Linked DNA regions of Homo sapiens: regions 2, 3 and 4 are each linked to region 1. Evidence: read pairs that join two places in POLR2A ChIA-PET (ENCODE). Cell type or tissue: A673. All regions are shown on one strand.

Evidence for each region. Peaks named below come from ENCODE experiments on the same cell type or tissue, not always from the same donor. Only the 100,000 strongest peaks of a DNase experiment are listed, where the experiment ranks them.
Region 2: POLR2A ChIA-PET joins it to region 1 with 8 read pairs; 4 of 35 experiments call an interaction of 5 or more read pairs at or near these places.
Region 3: POLR2A ChIA-PET joins it to region 1 with 5 read pairs; 2 of 35 experiments call an interaction of 5 or more read pairs at or near these places.
Region 4: POLR2A ChIA-PET joins it to region 1 with 5 read pairs; 3 of 35 experiments call an interaction of 5 or more read pairs at or near these places.

The regions. Positions count from the first base shown.
Region 1 is chr19:5,444,493-5,446,992 of GRCh38, forward strand. No RefSeq gene overlaps it. Among named protein-coding and RNA genes, the nearest start is that of ZNRF4, 9.7 kb to the right of the region's middle. In A673, no CTCF peak of the experiment used is centred here; DNase peaks (open chromatin) are centred at 929 and 1,239.
Region 2 is chr19:5,301,752-5,304,251 of GRCh38, forward strand. All of the region lies in intron 1 of PTPRS (protein tyrosine phosphatase receptor type S), which reads right to left. Among named protein-coding and RNA genes, the nearest start is that of PTPRS, 38 kb to the right of the region's middle. In A673, no CTCF peak of the experiment used is centred here; no DNase peak of the experiment used is centred here.
Region 3 is chr19:5,081,627-5,084,126 of GRCh38, forward strand. KDM4B (lysine demethylase 4B) reads left to right here. Exons shown (of 23, transcript NM_015015.3): 9 at 741-878. Among named protein-coding and RNA genes, the nearest start is that of PTPRS-AS1, 95 kb to the right of the region's middle. RefSeq lists an enhancer at 1,792-2,474. In A673, no CTCF peak of the experiment used is centred here; no DNase peak of the experiment used is centred here; H3K27ac peaks cover 1,732 bases.
Region 4 is chr19:4,987,445-4,989,944 of GRCh38, forward strand. The region is part of intron 1 of KDM4B (lysine demethylase 4B); the gene reads left to right. Among named protein-coding and RNA genes, the nearest start is that of KDM4B, 20 kb to the left of the region's middle. RefSeq lists enhancers at 1,097-1,602, 1,603-2,107, 2,324-2,500. In A673, no CTCF peak of the experiment used is centred here; no DNase peak of the experiment used is centred here.

The sequences.
Region 1 (2,500 bases):
CATCACTGCCCTCCCGGAGCAGGTGAGGCACCTCCACCCTGGCCCCTGCCACCCCCATCCCCACAGTCCTCTCTGAAGCAGCAAGAGGGCGCAGGTGAGAACCTGAATCAGGTCCCGTCCCTCCTCTGCCTATAGCCCTCCATGGCTCCCATCTTCCTCTGGGTCAAAGCCCAAGTCCTCACTGAAGCCCACAAGGCCCTGCATGACCTACCCTGTCCCTGCCCTGCCCTCCCCCTCCTCCCTGTCTCCCCCTTGCTCCCTCTGCTGCAGCCACATGGGCCTCCCGGCTGTTCCTCCAATACACCAAGTGCAGTCCTACCTCAGGGCCTTTACATGGGCTGAAATGCTCTTCCCCCAGCTGCAATAACTTCGTTTACTTCTTTTTCTTCTAAAACATGTTGGCCAGGTATGGTGGCTCATGCCTGTAATCCCAGCACTTTGGGAGGCCGAGGCAGGTGGATCACTTGAGACCAGGAGTTTGAGACCAGCCTGGCCAACATGGCAAAACCCCCGTCTCTACTAAAAACACAAAAAATTAGACGGGCGTGGTGGCATGGGCCTGTAATCCCAACTAGTCAGGAGGCTGAGGCAGGAGAACTGCTTGAACTCAGGAGGCAGGGGTTGCAGTGAGCTGAGTTTATGCCACTGTGCTCCAGCCTGGGCAACAGAGCGAGACTCCATCAAAAAAAAAAAAAAAAAGAAAAGAAAGGAAGGAAGGAAGGAAGGAAGGAAGGAAGGAAGGAAGGAAAACATTATGTCAAGGATGTGAGTTTCAAGAAGGCAGTGACTCCAGCACCATGCCTGGCACATAGTAGGTGCTCAATAAAGATTCCTTCTACAATGGAAGGATTAGTCATGAACCCTCAGGAAAAAAAAAAATAGCTTTGTGTTCCCAAGTCCTGCCTGGAAGCATCTGGCTGTGGACGCCAATAGAGATATTAGGGGGAGAAAAAAAAAAGGGTCCAAATTTTGGTTGCCTCCTCCTGCCTTTAATTATTTTGTCGACAAGGCTCACAATTCAGTAAGTCAAGGTGGCATTTGAGAGGGACGGTTCCCTTTAGCGTAGCTGACAGCTAATTTGTGGGAAGTTTAATTACAGGCAGCGTTAATTAACTGGCAGAGTACTGGGCAAGGAAGGCAGCCATCTGTTCCTAAAAACGTCCTCCCCTCCTGGGCCTGGCTGGGAGGCTGTGAGGGGTGGGCTAGAAAGAAGACAGGGTGAAGAGGCGGGGACAGAGGAGGAGGGAGGAGGGAGGACCAGGTGATGAATCACGGCCTTCTTCACACTGTCAGGGCTGAGATCTTTGGCAGCCAGCCTCCTCCAGTGGCCTCTGGGAGTGGCAGTAACAGTTTCTGGGAATCTGTCTCTCATTGGTTGTATCACGAGGAGCAGAGGGTGTGGGACAGAGGAGGTGAAGAGCCCACTATTCTTAGCCCATATTAGAGAGGGTTGGCACCTACCAAAGGAGGTTGGGAGAAGGAACTGGGACAGAGCCAGGGGTGAAGGACACACTCAGCAGTCTTGGCCTAAGAGGGACAGATCACTCTGTCCCTGTTCCACAATGAGCTCCTTCATTCTGACCATTCTTCATGGGGATGGTACAGAAATAGCAACAGCCTCTGGAGGTGGGTGCTTTTTTTTTTTCTTTTATAAAGACAGAGTCTCGCTCTGTCACCCAGGCTGGAGTGCAATGGTGCAATCATAGCTCACTACAGCCTCAACTCCCCGGGCTCAAGCAACAATCCTCTGGCCTCAGCCTCCCAAGTAGCTGGGACTACAGGTGCACGTCACCACACCCGGCTAATTGTTAAATTATTCGTAGAGATGAGGGTCTCTCTGTGTTGCCCAGGCTGGTCTCAAACTCCCGGGTTCAAGTGTTTCTCCCACCTCAGCGTCCCAAAACCAAGATTACGAAGCCGAGTTTGGGATTACAGGCACGACCCCCTGACTTACAGAGATGGGCTTTTGAAATTGAATCTTAGCTTTGTCCCTGCTGTTTGCCCTGGGGCAAGTCACTTAACCTCTCTGGGTTCAGTTTCCTCATCTGGAAAATGGGTTTGATTAGAACAGAACCTATTGCTATTTGTCTGTCTTTTTTTTTTTTTTTTTTTTTTTTTTTTGACACAGAACTTCACTTTGTTGCCCAGGCTGGAGTGCAGTGGCACAATCTCAGCTCACTGCAACCTCCGCCTCCCAGGTTCATGCAAGTCTCATGTCTCAGCCTCCTAAGTAACTGGGATTACAGGCGCCTGCTGCCACACCCTGCTGATTTTTTGTATTTTAGTAGAGACGGGGTTTCACCATGTTGCCCAGGCTGATCTCGTACTCCTGAGCTCAGGCAGTCTGCCCATCTCAGCCTCCCAAAGTGCTAGGATTACAGGCGTGAGCCACCATGCCCGGCCTGTCATTTATCTTTCTAGACTAATTAAGCCCAAGTATTTTCAGGCTACTGAAGAGATCTCTGTTATTACGAGAACTGTGTATGTGTATTCAAAGGTG
Region 2 (2,500 bases), 140 kb before region 1:
TTGCTCATGACTCTGCCATGTCCCAATACCCCCCATTGATTGGATGATGGATGGAGTCTCACTCTGTCGCTCAGGCTGGAGTGTAGCGCGGCAATCTCAGCTCACTGCAACCTCCGCTTCCTGGGTTCAAGTGATTCTCCCACTTCAGCCTCCTGAGTAGCTGGGGTTACAGGTACATGCCACCACACCCAGCTAATTTCTGTATTTTTAGTAGAGACGGGGTTTCACCATGTTGGCAAGGCTGGTCTTGAACTCCTGACCTCAAATGATCCGCCTTGCCTTGGCCCTCCGAAGTGCTAGGATTACAGGTGTGAGCCACCACACTTGGCCCCCCGATTTAATCATTCATGTAGGCTGGGCACGGCCAGCCTTGGGAGGCCAAGGCAGGAGGATCGTTTGAGCCAGAACTTAAGATCAACCTGGGCAACAAAGAGAGACCCCCGTCTCTAAAAAAAATTAAAAATTAGCTGGGCATGGCAGTACATGTCTGTACTCCCAACTACTTGGGAGGCTGAGGCAGGAGGATTGCTTGTGACCAGGAGTTTGAGGTTGCAGGTGAGCTAAGATCCCGCCACTAAACACCAGCTTGGGTGACAGAGGGAGGCCCTGTCTAGAAACAACAACTTTCATGCCACTGTCTCCCGTCTTTTCCTTAAACCAATTTACTTAAGAAACTAATTCAACAGTATCGCATATCTCTAAGGAAGACCCAAAAGATTCTGCCCTGCCTTGAAAGTCACCAGAAACATTGTTACAATGAAAATAGTACCCAGTTATCCCATGGTCGCTGGATACTGTTGCGAACACCAGCAGCCGGATGGGATTTTGTTACAAAGAGATTGGCAGGTGTTAGTGTCTGAGATCACCCTGAATCTCCCTGGGCTTTCTTCCCTGACGTGTTAGGAGCTGAAAGGGAGTCATTGCTGGTGTGTGCAGCTCTGGGCTGCCGGATGCCTCCTCCAGAGGCCACCCCCAAACAGCCCCATGCCTAGGGGTACGTTCCTGACTTCAAAAACCATGGCTCGGCCAGGCGTGGTGGCTCACGCCTGTAATCCCAGCACTTTGGGAGGTTGAGGCGGGCGGATCACGAGGTCAGGAGATCGAGACGATCCTGGCTAACACAGTGAAACCCCATCTCTACTAAAAATACAAAAAAAAAAAAAAAAAAATTAGCCAGGTGTGGTGGCGGGCGCCTGTAGTCCCAGCTACTCGGGAGGCTGAGGCAGGAGAATGGTGTGAACCCAGGAGGCAGAGCTTGCAGTGAGCCGAGATGGCACCACTGCACTCCAGCCTGGGCGACAGAGAGAGACCCCGTCTCAAAAACAAAAACAAAAACAAAAAAAGACAACAACAACAAAAAACCGTGGCTCACAGGAGGCAGGAAGCCCAAGTTCTCTTCCCAAGGGAGCTGTGTGGGCCTGAACCAGTCCTCACCACTCTCTGGGACTCAGTTTCCCCATCTAAGCACCAGGGAAAATGGGCTCTTGGTGCCCGGGGCTGATTTTTGTGGGTCTGAAGTCTGTAAAGATCAAGGAAACCGAGGCACAAACCAGGGAGGTCTCCAAGGCAGGGCTTGGTGTAGCTCCTAATTCCTCCTGGTCCCCGTGCACAAGGGTGGGATCTGGTTTTGGTCACAGCTGAAACTCCAGCACCTACTGTGTGCTAGAGCTGTCTTGAGTGCTGGGGACACAGTACAGATCAAGGCAGATAACCTCTCAGGGCTTCTGTTCTGGGGAGACAGCGACAGATGGGGATAGAGGACAGGGGCAGAGGACACAGCACGTGTAAAGGCCCCGAGGTGGGAACGAACACACTAAGTTCTGGAAAAAGAGAGGGGGACTGGTGCAGAGAGGGGGGCTGGTCCAGAGAGCGGGCAGAGTGAGTGAGCAGGGGCAGGATTTGAGGGGTAATAGGAGTGAGGACCACGGTGGCTCACACCTGGAATCCCAGCACTTTGGGAGACCAAGGCAGGTGGATCACTTGAGGTCAGTAGTTCAAGACCAGCCTGGCCAACATGGTGAAACCCTGTCTCTACTAAAAATACAAAAAATTAGCTGGGTGTGGTGGTATGCGCCTGTAATCCCAGCTACTCAGGAGGCTGAGACAGGAGAATCGCTTGAACCCGGGATACGGAGGTTACTGTGAGCCAAGATCACACCACTGCACTCCAGCCTGGGTGACACAGCGAGACTCTGTCTCAAAAAATAATAATAACAATAAAATAAACAGAAGCGCGGAGGGCTATGGCCCTCCATGCCATGTCAGCATTTGAGGAATGAAAAACTGTCACACCCCAGTAATGATTCGTCTCTCAGCATCCCTCTAGCATTTATAAGGCACCTACTGTATACCAGGCTCTGGGCTGAGCACTAAGGACACAAGATGACTGTGGGAGGCAGACAGGGGGCCCTGGAAGTTAAAGGCCAGGTCTTGGCCAGGCGTGGTAGCTCACACTTGTAATCCTAACACATTGGGAGGCCGAGGCAGGCAGATCACAAGG
Region 3 (2,500 bases), 360 kb before region 1:
GTCTGGAAGCATTGGCCCGCTCTCCAGGGTGCTGATCTGTGGTGTCAGGTCATGCCCCCGGTGTGCAGATATTTCTGGATCTCCATGACTTCATGGAGATCCCCTTGTTGAGATACAATTGAAAGATGGCTTGGGATGGCGGCGTGTCGCAGGCCCCTTCCTGGCGTGTTTTGCGCGTGCAGTGGTGGTTCCTTTCTCATGCGAGGGCAGAAGGTGTCCTGAGCGCGTGCAGTGTCTTGTCTTCAGAGCACTCTAAAGCTGCTGTCAGCACCACCCGCCCCGAAACCAGCCCCAGCTGCTTCAGGACATGTCACAGTGACTGTGAGTGTGACTCAGCCACCTCCAAAGCAGGAGGCCCCCATCGCTCCCCATGAAGGTCCGGCTGGAGACACCCCCACGGGCATTGTGTCCAGCCACGGCTCCATCTGCGGTTCTCCCACTGGGGTGATGCTGACGGCCGCCTTGGGGCAGGGCAGGGGCTGCTGGGGCTGGAGGGGCCCGGCTGAGCCGAGTGGAGGTTGCAGAGCTGTGGCTGCGGCTGCTCACTATGTCCTTCATGAGCCGCGTGGGAAATGGGCTGGAGCCCTGGAGCCCCTGGAGCCGCTGGATCACCTTTGACTTTGTGAAACCCCCTTGGCTCATAAGCCAGGCTCCCTGGCACTTGCTGGGAAGTGCCCACGTCCCATCCCCTGGTGCGCCTCTGGTGGCCCTGCCCTCACCTGTCTCCTTTCCCTCTGCAGATCACGCAGGAGGCCGGGGAATTCATGATCACATTTCCCTACGGCTACCACGCCGGCTTCAATCACGGGTTCAACTGCGCAGAATCTACCAACTTCGCCACCCTGCGGTGGATTGACTACGGCAAAGTGGCCACTCAGGTAAAAGCTTGCCTGCTGGGAACGGGTCCCAGCAGGGCGGGAGGAGGCTCTTTTTTGCCTCTGCAGCCACACGCCCATAGCTGGTCCAGCAGCCGTTTCGCTCAGCCCAGGGCCTGGGCTCTCAACCAGGGTCTGATTCTGGGCTCCTCAGAGAGCTTTTGCCCAGAACGCTCCTTACCTCGAAGACTGGAGAGGAGGTGGGCAGGTCGGGTGGACGATGGTGGCCCAGGGCCCATCTCCAGCGAGTTCCATACACCAGTTATCCCTCGGCCTGCGTGGGCCTCCTGGGCATGGCCGGCTGCTCGGGTCTAGGGGTTGGGGTGTTTCCTCCACCAGCACCATTGTCCCCCCTGCTGGCTGGCTCCTGGGCATCTCCTGGCCATCATGGTCCTGGGGTTGGGTTGTTTGCTGACATCTCTCTCCTGGGGGCCGCTTGGCCAGGCAGGAGCCCACTCAGGCATCTGCCCCCCTCCCTCCCTGCTCCCCTGTCAGTGGCAGTCCCCCAGCTCCCAGTGCCTGGGTGCTTCCTGCTGGTGGGGTCCCTGGAGGTCACGGTGAGCTTAGCATGCCCGTGGGAAGACTCACAGTGAGTGGCCCTTGCTTGATTTTTTTCTGGTGATTCTCGTTCCTGGTCTCAGAAGGCCGATTATTGGCCAGCAATTGGCGTCTGAACTGAGCGCTTGTTCCCCACTCTCCTAACGCCACGTACAGCCATCTGTGTGGCTGTTCTCGACCATGCGGAGGGTGTGGGAGGCTACTGGATGGATAGGAAGCCCACAAGAGCTGCTGCTGGGCACGGGTGGGACGGGGTCGCCTTGGCTGGCCACCCCCTCCCCCATGGTCTCTGCCTTGGGGTCCCAGTGACGGGGACGTGGACGGGGCTTATGAATCCTAAGCCTCAGAAAGGGGAGTGTGGGACCCGGGAAGGGAAGCAGCTAGGAGGCCGTCTGGGCATCACAGGTCTAGCCCTTTCCTGGCTGCCTGTCTGGAGCTGGGGGCTGGGGAGCCTCCTCCCAGGGCTGTCCCTGAAGTCCCCTGCGTGCTTTTCCTGGCTGCCCCCAAGTAGGACTGAGCTGTCCCGGCAGGCCAGGCTCGGCCACGTGGCCCTGGCTCAGGGCTGCTGTTTCTGGGCAGCATTGAACAGCCCAGCTCCTCCCAGCCCCTCTGTCTTCCCCGCAGAGACAGCCTCAGCCTCAGCCCCTCCCGGCGTCTCCCTCTGGTTTGGGGTCATGTGGCTGCTCGTGATGCAGCAGGACGGGCAGCGGGCTGGCCAGGGTGAGAGCAGGTACTTCCTCCCATCGTCCCTCCCAGTGCAGAGCCTTCCAGTTCCTCCAGAGCCGGGGTCAGCACAAATGGCAGATTCTTCTCAGATCCAGATGTGGGGGAGGTGTGATAGGAGAGACCACAGGGCCAGATCCGGATTCTTTGACTCTCGCAGCATTTTCTAGATGTCAGACCTTGGCCTGGTGCGGTGGCTTATGCCTGTAATCCTAGCACTTTGGGAGGCAGAGGTGGGCGGATCATTTGAGGTCAGGAGTTTGAGACCAGCCTGGCCAACATGGTGAAACCCTGTCTCTACTAAAAACACAAAAATTATCCAGGCATGGTGGTGGGCACCTATA
Region 4 (2,500 bases), 460 kb before region 1:
GGGAGGTTATCTTGGGGCAGACATCTTCCCGGCCGGAGGGGGGTTATCTCGGGGCTGGCATGTCTCTGGTTGGGGAGGAGTTTGCGATGTTTCTGGCTGGAGATGCTATTTGTGGTTTATGGTCATGCTGATCTTAGCTGTTAGGCTGATACCCTTTGGATTTAGCGGTCTTTTATTAAGGTGAACTTTTAGAATGAGGGGCTTGTCCGGGATGGCAATGCTTCTGCTGTCAGGCCTCCCAAAGTGCTGGGATGATGGGCGTGAGCCACTGCGCCCGGCCAGTATATGTGTTTTAAAGACCTCTCTGGTGGCTGTCAGGAGTGAAAGCAGGGGACCTGTCGGGAAACTCCAGGCGTCGCCCAGGTGATTCATGGCAATGGCTCAGGAGAAGGGGGTCTGGGCTGGGGCTGCGGCCTGGACTGGGGGTGGCTTTTGGAGGTAGACAGGATAGGCCTGGCTGGTGGGTTGAATGTGGAGTGGGGAGATCACTGCTACTCCCAGGGTGCAGCAGCTGGTTTCACGCCCCCAGCTCGGCCACTTCCTGCACAGCGATGTGGTCTTGGGCCTGAGAACGTGGGAATAACAAACTCAGTTTCTCCCAGGCTGTCAGAGCAGTCACAGATCCCTTCCAGCACACGCGAGCAAAGCGGTGCAGGGGCAGGAGCTGGGGCCCTCCGTTCAGTTCACTCCTACCTGGGGGCTGCATCGGGCAGGACAGGCTGCGGGCTCCTCCCCACGTACCTAACCCCACGGCCCATGCCAGTCACAAGCCCCAGGCTGTGTCCTGAGCTTCTGCTGGACGCGCTGGAAACCAGCCTTCTCATGAACCCTTCTTTTTTTTTCTTTTTTGAGACGGAGTCTTGTTGTGTTTCCCAGGCTGGAGTGCAGTGGTGCGATCTAGGCTCACTGCAAGCTCCGCCTCCTGGGTTCACGCCATTCTCCTGCCTCAGCCTCCGGAGTAGCTGGGACTACAGGTGCCCGCCACCACGCCCGGCTAATTTTTTGTATTTTTAGTAGAGACGGGGTTTCACCATGTTAGCCAGGATGGTCTCAATCTCCTGACCTCGTGATCCACCCGCCTCGGCTTCCCAAAGTGCTGGGATTACAGGCATGAGCCACCGTGCCCGGCCTCATGAACCCTTCTTTGAGCTTAATTTGCTAATGCACCTCTCAAAACTCAGGGGAGCTGTTACTTACGTTTACCAGCTTATTAGAAAGGATTTTACAAAGGAGGCAGATGAAGACATGTGTAGGGTGAGGGATGTGGGAAGGGGCACAGAGGGTTCCGTGCTCTCCCCGGGCTGTGACGTCTCCAGGAACCTCCACGCATTCATCTGTGGGGAAGCTTCCATCCCAGTCCTCCGGGTTTTACCTCAGCTTCCTCGCAGAGGCTTGGGTGACCTCACTGCATTGGCCTGGGTGATCAAGTCAGCCTTCAGCCACATGCCCCTCCCCTCCCGTCCAGCCTGGGTCTTTTCAGTGAGCAGCCCTATTCCCTCAGCTCCCGAGGGGCTGCCAAGCCCTTAGTCACCTCATTAGCACACTGGAGAATTCCGAGGATCTGGGGGAGTCGTAGGCCAGGAAACAGGACAAAATGTATTTCACAGTCTCACTGGGCCGGTCCCTTGCCTCCGCTTCCTTGTCTGTGATGAGAGGACGGGAGGGTGGCTGTCTGGACAGTGCTGAAGTGGTAGAGGTGAGTCGCTGCCGTGGAGGGCTTGGCAGGGTGCTCTGTGAAGGGCCCTGTGGCCTGGGGTGGAAGCCGCTTGCAGAGTGCTGGTTCTTTGCCTAAGGATGGTGGGGCAGGGGGGCCGTGTTCACACGTGCTGTTGGCTGTGTCTGCCAGTCTTCCTTTCTTTTTTCTGTTTCTGTTTCTTTTTCTTTGTTTTTTTTTGTTTGTTTGTTTGTTTTGAGACAGAGTCTTGCTCTGTCGCCCAGGCTGGAGTGCAGTGGCACGATCTTGGCTCACTGTAACCTCCGTCTCCCAGGTTCAAGCGATTCTCCTGCCTCAGCCTCCCCCAGTAGCTGGGATTACAGGCATGCACCACCACGCCCAGCTAATTTTTTTGTATTATTAGTAGAGACAGGGTTTTACCATGTTGGCCAGGCTAGTCTTGAACTCCTGACCTCAGGTGATCCGCCTGCCTCAGCCTCCCAAAGTGCTCGGATTACAGGCATGAGCCACCATGCCCAGTCTTCTTCTTCTTCTTCTTCTTTTTTTTTTGTGAGATGGAGTTTCACTTTGTTGTCCAGGCTGGAGTGCAAGGGCACGATTTTGGCTCACTGCAACCTCTGCCTTCTGGGTTCAAGCGATTCTCCTGCCTCAGCCTCCTAAGTAGCTGTGATTACAGGCATGCGCCACTGTGCCCGGCTAATTTTTGCATTTTTAGTAGAGATAGGGTTTCACCTTGTTCACCAGGCTGGTCTTGAACTCCTGACTTCAGGTGATCCACTCGCCTCGGCCTCTCCGAGTGCTGGGATTATAGGCGTGAGCCACGGT